Regions from separate parts of the Homo sapiens genome. Here all the other regions are linked to region 3. Evidence: chromatin contacts called from ENCODE Hi-C data. All regions are on one chromosome and are shown on one strand. Each heading gives the region's core, a stretch centred on a gene start or an enhancer-like site at or near the end of the contact. The rest is flanking DNA. Distances are from core to core; before and after follow the strand shown. Region 1 holds the start of NMD3 (NMD3 ribosome export adaptor). Region 2 holds the start of TIPARP (TCDD inducible poly(ADP-ribose) polymerase). Region 3 holds the start of MFSD1 (major facilitator superfamily domain containing 1).

Region 1 (3,661 bases), core at 612-3,111, 2.4 Mb after region 3:
GTCTGGGCTCACTTCGAAGAGTAATAAATAGACAGAAGCTGCTTAACTACAGCTGTGTTCCTAGTGGTGTTTGGTTGAGGGCATAGGCAGTGTGAATAGAAAAAACGGGGAGAAAAACACTGTCTCTTCAGAGTTGTGGTGGGTATTAAATGGATAATTAATTTACCAATATATATTGAGGGTCTGTTTTGTGTCAGCTGCTGTGCTAGGTGCACCAAGAAGAACAAGACCCGAATTGCTCTCCAGGGTTTTGAAACTGCTGGGCATGCAGAGTAGAAAATTTATGATCCAATTCAAAGCACTATTATAGAGGCATATACCTCGTATAAAGGTGTTATCATAGAACCATATATACAGAAGGAGCATGTAACTCCTCTGGCCCTTAGGGACCGAAGGAGTCAGAAAAGAGAGGATGTATGGTGGACAGGATAATGGCTCTGCAAAGATGTCCTATTCCCTGAAATCTGTGAATATATTACCTAACATGGCAAACGAACTTTACAGATGTGATTAAATTTCTTGAGATGGAGAGATTATTCTGGATTATTTGGTTGGGCCCAGTGAAATCACAAGTGTCCTTGTAAGAGGGGTGCGGGGGGGTGGGGGTGAGAAAAGGAGACTCTGACTGCAAAATGATGTGGGACCACAAGCCAAGGAATGTGGGCAGCGTGTAGAAGTTGGAAAGGGCCAGGGAATGGATTTTCTCCTGGAGCCTCCAGAGTCAGCCCTCACCATCTATTTAGACCTGTAGCTTCCAGAACTGGAAGAGAACAAATTTGTGTTTTCTAAGCCAACTAAATCAGTGATAATTTGTTAGAGCAGCACTAGGAAACTAATTCAGGCTTAATCTTTAGTGCCGAGTCCCGGGTAGAAGCAAAGGAAGACTATTTTCTGTGAGGACCTGCCAGTTGGTCTTCATGGCTTGCGAGTACGTGTGCTTGGGAGTAGGACAGGATATGTGGAGATCAGATCCTGAAAGGTCTTCTTTCCACACAAAGAAACTGGAAATAATGCTGAAGGTAATCAGAGGCCACTGAAGGATTAAAAGCAGGGGAGTGTGACAAAATCAGAACTGCATTTCAGAAGGATGAATTGAAGTCTACAAGTAGAGACAACAGACGAGAGGCTACTTAAGTATTCTGGGCAAGAAATGATGAGAGGCTGTCTCTGATCACCCTCTACAAAACGCCTTTGCTTATTCCTTGAAATTTGGGATGAGAGGATTTAGAAAAAAAAATGGTTGTACTCTTCAAATATTTGAAAGGCTGTCATGAGACAGATTAGACACGGTCTGTGCTGCTCCAAGTTTGAGGGATAAATCAGTCATAAGAAGATATTAAATGCACTATCCGGAAGCACATAATTAATAATTTGTCTAAAAATCGCATAGACTTCTTCACAGATAATTATGCTTTACATTTCATTCTTTCAACAAATAATCATTTGAGCAGTTAGCATGTGGCAGGCATCAGGCCTGTATATGACGGTGAACCAAACAGACAAAAGGCACTGCCCTGGATGGAGTTTCTTTGCATAAGGTACCGTTTACAGATAACTTTTATATAAAATAATCATTTAATCAAGAAGCAAGCTCACAGTCGGGATAGCTGAAAAGAGACTAATATACGGGCGAGGTTGGTTTGGAGTAAACCCTGGCCTGGGAAAATCGAGACGATAACTGAAAAGCAGTCACTGACGGCAAATGAGCCCCTGGGACTTCTCTCCGCGAGCTTTCCCAGCCACCAGGCCGCTCCCATCACCCTTCCGCCCGTCGGTGCCGCCCCTTTCCTCGTCCCCACCCCGTCCCTTTTAATACGTCACTCGGGCCGCGGGATTTCGAGCATTTCGCTCGCGAGATCTTCTCTGTGGCGGAGACAGCCAGGTTGGCAGCTGACGGGACAGCCGGGGTCTATTTTGTTGCGGGTTTTCAGCAAATCCAGGGCTGGTCTGGAGGCGCGAAGTAGGTTCCGGAGTCCGAGACCTGGGCTGTCGGCCGCGGGCCCCTGAGTAGCGGATGGGGCGGGCTCCCCGGCCTCGGGGCCGTGCTCAGTCTGCGTGAGCGCCGCGTGCCCGGAACCCGTGTGCGGTCGCGCCCCGGGGTTGGGGGTCGGCGTGGGTGGCCCTCGGGCGCCGGGACGCCGTCCGGAGACTCCTGTGGCGTGGGTCTGAGGCGCGGTGGTCCGGTGCGGTCCCTGGGCTGGTGGAGAGCGGGAGGGCCCGGGCGTCCACAATCCCGAGCTGACCTCGCCCTTGGTCGTCCAGGGTTGGAGCCCAGGTGAGATGGAGGTCAGCGGCAGAGCTGGGTGGCCCGAGGGTCTTGCAGCTGGGAAGCTCAGGAAATCCCATGGTCCTCATCTTAAAGTTCTTTTTAACGAACTTACCCAGTGGAGTTGGGTTTCCTTCTTTCCTGCTTTTTCGAAGTTCTGTGAATATATTAATTATTCAGAGAGACTGGAGGAAGACGTAAAAAGAGGAGACTAGGTAAAGTGATTTAAATCCCAACATTCTCTTTTTTTTTTTTTTTTTTTTTTTTTTTTTTAAAAGAACTTAAGGCATACAGAACGATGGAGTATATGGCAGAATCCACCGACCGCAGCCCTGGACACATGTGAGTGCGACACTTCTTCCTTCCCCCTTAAATGTGAAAATCTTCAGTGAGCCCGGGAAACTCACTATGGAGAACGCTTGAGGGTGGGTGGGAAAGAGCGTATATTGTCATAAATGGGAAAAAATAGAAGTCTTATTTCTGTAGAAAATCGAATTAGTTTCTGGTTATAAAGCTTGTTCTAGTAAATATAAGCTCTAAGAGGGTTAAAATATTTACCATACATCCTTTTAGATCGGCACTGTCCAATATGTAGCCATTAGCTACGTGTGGCTATTTAAATTTACTTTTTACTTACTTTTTTTTTTTGAGACGGAATCTCGCTCTGTTGCCCAGGCTGGAGTGCAGTAGTGTGATCTCGGCTCACTGCAACCTCCACCTCCCGGGTTCAAGCAATTCCCTGCCTCAGCCTCCCGAGTAGCTCGGATGACTTCCTGATTTTTATTGGAGATTATAATGTAGTAATTTTTAAATTTTGAACATCTTAAATCTTAGTTATCAATTTTTAATTTCTTGCATTTAAGTTCAAATTAACTTTTTTTTTTTTGCTGTTAAATAGGTTTAATGATACAGTGCTCTTCAAAGAGATTACTACAGAGACTTTTAAACGATAATCCTGGAATCGTTCAGCACAGACCAATTAGCTAAATCTAAAATAAATTGGCTTCTTACCACAACTACCCTGTAAACATTGTAGTCCTTCTGTCTAGAATGACCCTAATCTCACAGGAAAACAGTAACTATGGAGAAACTAGCTTTGTGGCCAAAAGTAAAAACCAAAGGAAAAATAGGAATTCAGTGGTTAGTGAAAGCAGGAAATTTGGCCCCCTTCCCTGTGATGCTTTACTCTTCCCTTGTCCATCAGTTAGCTCAGTGGGTTTGAATAAGCCATCTGAAAATGTCTTTGGAGCTCAGCATAGTGCTGATCTTCCTTGTTCTATCAGTAGCTTTTAACAGACACTTGTCTAAGGGCTCAAAGCCCTTCACAGAACCCTTTCTTGGAATGGGTTGTTTGACCATTATACTTCCCTCCGGACAACCAGCACTTCTGGAAGA
Region 2 (4,174 bases), core at 450-2,949, 2.1 Mb before region 3:
TATGTAGCTAACAGCCTTCTTTCTGTTCCAGCATCCTTAGCTCGTGGCTTCCATGTCCATATTTTCCACATCATGTTCACTTCATTTTTGTCATGAAACTCCATCTCCATCCTTAAGTCCCAAGACTTATGACCCTAGTTAAGCCATTCCAGCCAGGCCCCAGTATGCCCACGCTAATTGAAGCCCCAGACATCATGGAGCAGAAATGAGCCACCTGTACTATGCCCTGACTGAATTCCTGTGCCAGAGAATTCAGAATCATGAGTAAATAAAAGAGCCATTGTTTTAAGTCATTATATTTTGGGGGTGGTTTGAACACAGCAATAAATAACTGAAATACTACTAAAAGCATAAAGAATGTATAACAACCTAATTGTTACAAGGGAGTGGAATTAATAATCTACAAGAAGGCACAAAAGGACAGAAAAGAAACAGAACAAATGAGAAAAATAGAAAGCCAACAGTAATATGGTAAACTCAAATATTAGCTTCTAGGCAATTCTATGTATGAGTAGACACTGACCAAGATCTTGTCTCAATAAGATTTTAAATGTAAAGATTTTCATCTTTTACCTATTGTCCTCTGAATTCCGCCCATATCATTCTCACCTTAGTTTAATGGCCCTGCCTTGATGCAATTTGAAATAAGCTGCTAAGGAGATAACACCCTTAATCTATTCATTGCTGGTGCGCTTACCCAGTCTGGTTTAGAACCGTTTAACAAAGGCTTAGAATCATAATGTCTATGATTATTACCTCTTAGCTCCTAGTTTTACTGACTTCCATGTCTGGAATTACCAGCACTTCTTTTTCGTACATATGGATTATATGAACTAAATGTATTGTTTCTTCCCTCACTACTGAAAATCTATTCAATATATGGAGTTACAATTCAAAGTATTTTACAACCCAGAAAATATGGCCATTCCGTATGTGGTGTGTATTTCAGAGGTGCTCTGCAAGCTCCATGAGGACAGGCGTGAAGTTCAGGCTACATGCCTGGTACGTAATAGACGCTCTGACAGACATTTGCTGAATGAATAAGTTAGTCACTACGGCGTTTGTGGGCTTTAAAACACAAGTAAATGCGCTTCTATCGCCAAAACCTCACAGCTTCCCTTCTGCAAGGTGGCGTACAAGGCCCACGAAATAGTCGGCCGCCGCAGGTGCGCAGCCTGTCCAGCCTGTCCGGCTCGGGGCAGGCGACCTCGTCTGGTGGCAGTGGGGGAGGCAGCCGTTTGCTTCCTCACAGGGTGTGCCGGAATCAGAGGCTGGAGGCGTCTGGGGAGTAGGCAAATAAACAAAGCCAACCGCACCGAAACGGGTCGTTCCGTTTCACATCCTCCCTCGGGTGTCTGGGTCTTCTCGGAACAAAGTGACCCTCCATCTGTCCGCAGGCAGGTGGAGCCCGTCCCACGCGGCACGCGCCTTCCTTCCTCACAGCCGCGTGTAGACGCGGACCCTCAGGGACACTGCGGACGCGAGAAAGGACACGCCCCCTCGCGGGAGCATAAGTCCACCGCACAGAACTCGCGCGCCTCCCCTCGAACGAACGCGCACGCGCGCGCAGGGGGCGGGTCTTCTTCCCGACACCCACTGAGCGCCCGGCCTCCTCACCCCACCCCACCGAACTCCGGCCGCCCAGGCTCCGCCTCCGCGACGGGCCGTCGGGAGGAGGCGACCGGAAGCCACTTAAAGCAGAGATCGAGGTGACAGGCGAGCTGGCTGGACTCGGAGCGCGGTCGAGGCTTTCTGCGTTCGCGGCGGCGGAATGGCCCGTGCGCGGCTCGCCGCGTCGCGGCTCTGTGGTCCCTAGACGTCGGCTCCCGCCCTCGGCGCTGATCTCCGGCGCGGGCACTGCTTTCCACTCGGCTCCTGTCGTCCGTTCTCTCAGGCTCCCGTTCAGGTAAAGGGCTCCGGGAGGGCACTGAGGGGCTGAAGAACCCTAGCGGGGAGTGCGAGCGCCGGCCTCGCGGCTCCGGCCCCGGCCCCGGCCCCGCGCCGGCAGTGTGCGGGGCTCTCGCGGATCGGGGTGATTGATTTTGAGACTGCCCTTTGTACCGAATTCACTCGGGTCCCGTCAGCATGAAGATGGAATTGGTTTACACTTCTTAGGCACTTAGAGCCTGTGGCAGGTGTATACATCAGACCGAGGCGCCGAAGGATTTAGTTGGGGTCGCAGGCGCCTGCCCCTTCCCCGTTCGTCAGGGTGGGGGCGCGTCTATGCGGCCTCCCCCGCGGGCCGACCCCGGGTGCTCTGAGGCGCCTAGGAGCCCTTCCCAGACCCCGGGGGGGAGGGCACGGCAGCTACGGGAGCCTTCCGGCTACCCCGCGTTTCGGGCTGCAGCCCAGAAGTTTGGAAGATGTTTTCACATTAACTTTGAGAGCGCACAAGTCTTCGTCTTCCTCCCCGCCGCCGCGGGAAGCGCTCGCCGCCTTTCCCCCGCGCTTCGCGGCTCAGTTCTGCGAGCCCCCAAGACCCGTTGGACGCTCCTCGGGAGGTGAGCTGAGGGGGTAAAGAAGAATTAGAGAGAGAAGGCGCCGCGAGTAGTCTCTGGGATGCAGGGAGGCCGGGGCGGGTCGTTGGTCCGAAGGAGGCTGGACAGGAGTTGGGGGGCGCCCAGGCGCCTGCTGAGGGGAAGGCGGGGGCGGGGACGCCCGGGAACACCCGGAATTGCAGAGCCGGGCGGCGCCTCAGCTGCACTGCGCGGAGTTGGCGCGGCCCGGGACCAGGAGCTGAGCAAACCGCCGCGGCCAACAGGAGGCGTCACTCGGACCCGGGCTCGGCGCCGGGGTGTCGCGCGGCGGCGGGCGGGCAGGCTTTGGAGCGGCAGTTTTTTCGGAAAGTGCTTTTGGCCGGGAGTGCCGCAGAACCCCAGCGTCACGAGGTGAGGGGTGTCGCGGTGTGTCGCCTGCCGCTGGAGACCGGAGGATGTGTTCTTCTCATCTTTATTTTTCTGTTATGAAAACTAATTGAGGAGCTAGGTTCTAGTGGCTTTCCCCCTCCAGCCACTTCTCCAGTTCTCTGCTTCTTCCTCCCAGTTTTGTTTCCGAGTTTGATGAAAGGGCAATAATAGGAAAAGTTGCGCGCGCGCGCTTGCGTGTGTACGCGCAGACACACATATAAATAAAATCGATTTAGTGTCTATTTTACCTTGATTGGGTTTGATAGGAGTGGTTAGAGAGTGTGCGCGTGGGGAAAGCACAGGCCGGTTTGGTATGGTGGAGAGGGAATACCACAATCTGTGCCAATTGTGCCTTGAGGCAATAACACCAAATGATGAATAATAACGCCTGGCTTGGCTCCTTTCCAGTTGATTTATGTCTCATGTCAGATCCCTCCTTCTTCGTGAAGCTTTCCCTAACAATGCCAGCTTACAGTGAACTCTCCTTTTTCTGCCTTTTCCTTTTGTACTTATCATGTAAATTTAATACTTCGTTATAAACTGCTTTGTATTTTACTTTTCTGAATTTGATGGACTTCTTACACATAGATTTATGACTCTCCAATTAAATTTTTAATATTCACTTTTGGGGACACTCAGTTTTACCTTTTGTTGTTGACCCACAAACAACAAAGAACTAAGCATTTAATATGTGCTTTTCTTAACTAATTCAGCCAACAAAATATATATGGAACACCAGCTGTGTGCATTGTGGTAGCTAGGCACTTTATTGGGCACCTAGGATGCATATTTGATTAAGTCATGGGACCTTGCGTCACAGATCTCTTTCAGTTTATTGGACAAGAGAGAAGAGGATTAATTGCTCATCACCATTCCTTTCTCACCTGGCACAATCTCAGTAAATGTTTTCAAATTTCAGTTTTTTTCAAGGGGTCTGATTCTTGGAAGAAAGGACTTTTTCGTCTCTTTCAGTAGTTGATTAGGAATCTGAAATTTGGTGTGTGTTTTATATTTTTTTTTTATTTTTCTATAGTATGCCTTCATTTGCTCTTTAAAAATGTATGTATGTAACTTTTCTGAAGGCAAGAACTAGGAGGCTTTTTCTGTGTTACCAAGTTGTGCTTGTCTTCTGACACATCGTGCAGTGGTTGTTGCTAATGGGGCTTCTGTTACTAAACACACCCTTGTATTCCATCAGAAGCGGTAATGTTTTTGGGGGTTGTAAAAGTAGACTCTTAACATTCTTGGATAGTATATTAGAGCTTTCT
Region 3 (3,782 bases), core at 677-3,176:
CCTCAGGTGATCCACCCACCTCGGCCTCCCAAAGTGCTGGGATTACAGGCGTGAGTCACTGTGCCCGGCCAGTTTTAATATATATACATTTAACCTAATATCTGCAAAATATTATTTCAACATGTAATCAGTATTCAAATTAGGAGGTTATTCTATTTTTCATACAAGTCTTTGAAATCTGGTGTGTATTTTATACGTATTGCACATCTCCTTTCCAACTATCCACATTACAAATGATCAACAGCCACACATGGCTACCTACTGGACAGCAGAGGGAGGGTATTTAAAGTTATGGGAATGGATGAGTGGAAGAGAGCTCAGGAATGGGTCTTGCATCATTGAACATCTAGATTTTGAATAGAAGAGGAGGAGCTGACAAATGAGACAGCAAATGAGATAGGCCAGCAAAGTGGGAGGAACACAAGGCAAGTATGGTGCCAAGGAGGCTAAAAAGGAGTGGCTGTCAATTCCATCAATTGATAGAAGTTGAGTAAGATGACAGAGAAGTGACTAATGTATTTGGAAAGATGGAGTTATTACTCCTCTCGGCAAGACAGTTTTATTAGATCGGGAGCTCCTCCACTGGAGCTGAAGAGAGAATGGACTGTGAAAGTGGAGATATGTATAGACATCTCAAAGGCAGCACCTGATCCTTGACACTCTCTCCTACCTCCTTCTCTCTCTAAATTTTGATCTCTATTGGCGGCCCAAGCTAGAAATCTGGGAGACACTCTCAAGTCTTTCCTCTCTTTCAGATCGCATAGGCTATTATTTACAGTTATTCCCATTTTACCTCCTAAATAATTACTGATTTTCTTCTGTGCCATTCCTGCTTTTTATTGCTAACAGGCCCTCGTCATCTCTAATCGTTACGACTGCAGCATCTTCCTAATAATCCTCACAGTTTTCAGCCTCTAGCTTTGACGCCCTCAAAATTCTGTTAGTAAAGCCTGAGGGCTCCCAGAAAGCGACGATGGTGCTGTGCTGGCAGACCGAATGTTTTTTAAAACACAAAGCTTGCAGTCCTGCTGCTGTGCTCAAAATCCTTGCATGGCTCTTCTTGAAACAGGTTTAGTGTTTCTACTCGAGTTCCTTCTCTGTCGTTCAACACAAACACATACACACCCAGTTCTGTTTCACGCTTTTGTCTTTATTATCCCTCGTAACTGCCCGCCCTGCAACCAACCCGCTCAAACAAGCACCCTGACTGGCGCATTCTTACTCATTCTAGCCTGGGTTTCAACTTCAAGGAGCTTCAGCGCCCCTCACTCCCTTGCCCTGAAAGCTGGCTAAACTACGCACCTTTTCTCCCCTTTTGAAATGACCTTTCCAGATATTTCTATGGAATTCAGTGCCATTTTCTGCCGCTGTTCTCACCACATTCATTCATCATGTTTAGTTTTAAAAGTACCAGATTCTGTCGATTTCTCCAACTGAACTCTGAAATCTTTGAGGTCAGGGAGCTTGCCTCATTCTATTTTGTATTCCCAGTACGTGACACATGGCTGGACACACCAGAAATTGTCCGATCAAGTTTGTGGGTATTAAGAGTGGTCAAAGACGCTGGGGAGGGCAGTGCTGGGAGAAGGGCAGCGCGCGTCTTGGCGACCCCAGCGCAGTTCGAACTACTCCGGAGTCTGGTGTGGAGCCGAGAGGGAGCCCCGCACTTTTCTCCCCGCGGAGCTGCGCTGAGTCTGAAATAGGTGTACGCGTCAGCGGGGCAGGAAACGGAAAGACAGTGCAGTAATTGGTGGAAAGCTGGAAGTGGGCACCTCGAGGGCCTCAGCCCCACGAACACAGTCACCCAGGAAAAGCGAACCGCGCCAGGCCCTGTCATCGACCGCTGGGTCCGTCCTCCCAGCGCTCGCGGCCGCTCACATGGGCGTGGCCCTGCGTGACCTGCCGGGGCGTCACGTGAGCTCCCGGAGTCATGTGACCGCCGTCTTGACAGTGTTCCACGGGCGCTGCTTCCTGCCTGGGTTTGGAGTTGTCACCACTTTCCCCTCTCCGTCTCCTGCGGGCGCAATGGAGGAGGAGGATGAGGAAGCGCGGGCGCTCCTGGCAGGCGGCCCTGACGAGGCCGACAGAGGTGCCCCGGCCGCCCCTGGAGCCCTGCCGGCCCTCTGCGACCCCAGTCGCCTGGCGCACCGGCTTTTGGTGCTGTTACTGATGTGCTTCCTTGGCTTTGGTGAGCCGGCCGGGTGGGTTGGGGCTGATCTTTAAGGAATTCCCGACTTTCTCTTCGAGGTAGATCGTCATCGTGGTCACTGGTGCCACGGGGCCTCAGCGCAGCTTCTGTCTTAAGCTCCTGGGCCTCCTTATTTTCCCCTTTGCGATCGATTCCAGCCACACCTGTGGATGTTGCTAGTTACTCCGCGTCCGGAACGTGGAGGTCGAGGGACTGAGCTGGGCGAGTTTTGTGGCACTCCTTTGCTCTTCAGTAAGTCCCAGGGGCTAGCGACTCGCCCTAGAGGCGATAGATATGAAGGTAACTCCAGATTTTCAAGGTTCCTCTTTTGGCACACGTGGTCGGAGGAAATTCAGAAAGCTTTAACTGTTCCTAAACAACTTTTGTTTGTTTGGTTTTAGGTGAGACAGGGGCTTGCTCTGTCACCCAGCCCGGAGTGCAGTGTTGTGAAAGTGGCTTACTGCAGCCTCCACCTCCTGGGTTCAAGCAATCCTCCCGCCTCAGCCTCCCGAGTAGCTGGGACCACAGATGGGGCGCCACCACACCCGGCTTTATTATTATTATTATTTTTAGACACAGGGTCTTACAATGTTGTCCAGCTTTTAAAAAACGTGAATGATTTCGTCGGCAGTCTTCTATATATTTTTCACCCTCTTTGAGAAAATGTATGAGTGTGTCTTGCTGATAGCTTCAGTGAATAGATATTGTTCTCTTAATCTTCCACTCTGCCACTGTGAAGCAATCATATTGGACGGGACTTGTGGTAGTCTTGACAGTGGTTGGTTTCTCTTATGAAATCTGATGTCTCCGAAAACAGTTTCTTGATAATTAGAAAAAAATTTTCCTTCCTATGTTACAGTTTTTAATTTATTAAGCAAAATTCTAATATTAATTTGGTATGAATGTGTTTTTCAGGAGGCTAGCTGGAGCCCGTGTAATCAGCAGGTTTAAGAACATTATGGTGGATAACTATTCTAGCGCTGAACATATAAGTAGACATGAAGGATGCTTTGGGCTTTGGTTTCCTTGCAACTCCTTTTTCCCCCCTCCCCTGTTTTTTAAAAGATGATGCCCATCCATTAGCTTTAAAGCAGGACGTTGAATCCTTAAAAGAGATTAAAGCAGGGTTTAGAAACAACCACCACCACAACAAAGAAAGAACAACAATAAAACATTAAAAAAAATGGTCCCCACTCAAGCAGACAGACAGTTTTTGGTAAATTCTGGTTATCTGCCTAGAATTCAGAAGCCAGATTCATTCCTTTCTAATGACAGTTTTTATTGTCATTAGAACCAATAGCCTCGTGCACTTGTAGAGTTAGTAGAGCTATGGAGGCAATATTTTCTTGTAGCCTACGAAGGAATCTCAATTATTTTATCTTTAAAATAAATCCGAGTGCATGGTCAGATCTCTCCCTACTTCTCTCTTTCCAGTTCCCCCAAAGACATGTTTTAATTTAATCCTTTAGAATTCTCAGTTTCATTTTTTTTTCACTCCTGGCCCTGTATTCACTAAATTATTTGATTTTGGGTAGTTTGTAGAATTAGAGAACTTGTTTCAAATATTGGTTTTGTCAGAATGGTTACACTCCAT

The links. Hi-C counts contacts between places; a loop is a spot of excess contacts on that map. Pooled maps may share reads with other maps.
Region 1: a loop to region 3 is called in a map of B cell, with 14 times the contacts of the local background. The contact joins the promoter of NMD3 here to the promoter of MFSD1 in region 3. A Hi-C loop is called at or near these places in 3 of 168 maps with a recorded cell type or tissue (B cell, gastrocnemius medialis and naive thymus-derived CD4-positive, alpha-beta T cell) and 11 of 50 pooled maps.
Region 2: a loop to region 3 is called in a map of CD8-positive, alpha-beta T cell, with 15 times the contacts of the local background. The contact joins the promoter of TIPARP here to the promoter of MFSD1 in region 3. A Hi-C loop is called at or near these places in 3 of 168 maps with a recorded cell type or tissue (CD4-positive, alpha-beta memory T cell, CD8-positive, alpha-beta T cell and naive thymus-derived CD4-positive, alpha-beta T cell) and 7 of 50 pooled maps.

What each region holds. Positions count from the first base shown.
Region 1 is chr3:161,219,450-161,223,110 of GRCh38, forward strand. It overlaps NMD3 (NMD3 ribosome export adaptor), which reads left to right and starts at 1,862. Exons shown (of 16, transcript NM_015938.5): 1 at 1,862-1,960; 2 at 2,545-2,608. The coding sequence starts at 2,565. It also overlaps the pseudogene SRP14P5. RefSeq lists enhancers at 1,435-1,544, 1,604-2,105 and a silencer at 2,025-2,224.
Region 2 is chr3:156,672,891-156,677,064 of GRCh38, forward strand. TIPARP (TCDD inducible poly(ADP-ribose) polymerase) reads left to right here and starts at 1,700. Exons shown (of 6, transcript NM_015508.5): 1 at 1,700-1,906. It overlaps TIPARP-AS1 (TIPARP antisense RNA 1), which reads right to left and starts at 2,823. Exons shown (of 1, transcript NR_027954.1): 1 at 281-2,823. RefSeq lists an enhancer at 1,196-1,495 and silencers at 1,906-1,955, 1,986-2,055, 2,426-2,785.
Region 3 is chr3:158,800,128-158,803,909 of GRCh38, forward strand. It overlaps MFSD1 (major facilitator superfamily domain containing 1), which reads left to right and starts at 1,927. Exons shown (of 16, transcript NM_022736.4): 1 at 1,927-2,188. The coding sequence starts at 2,026.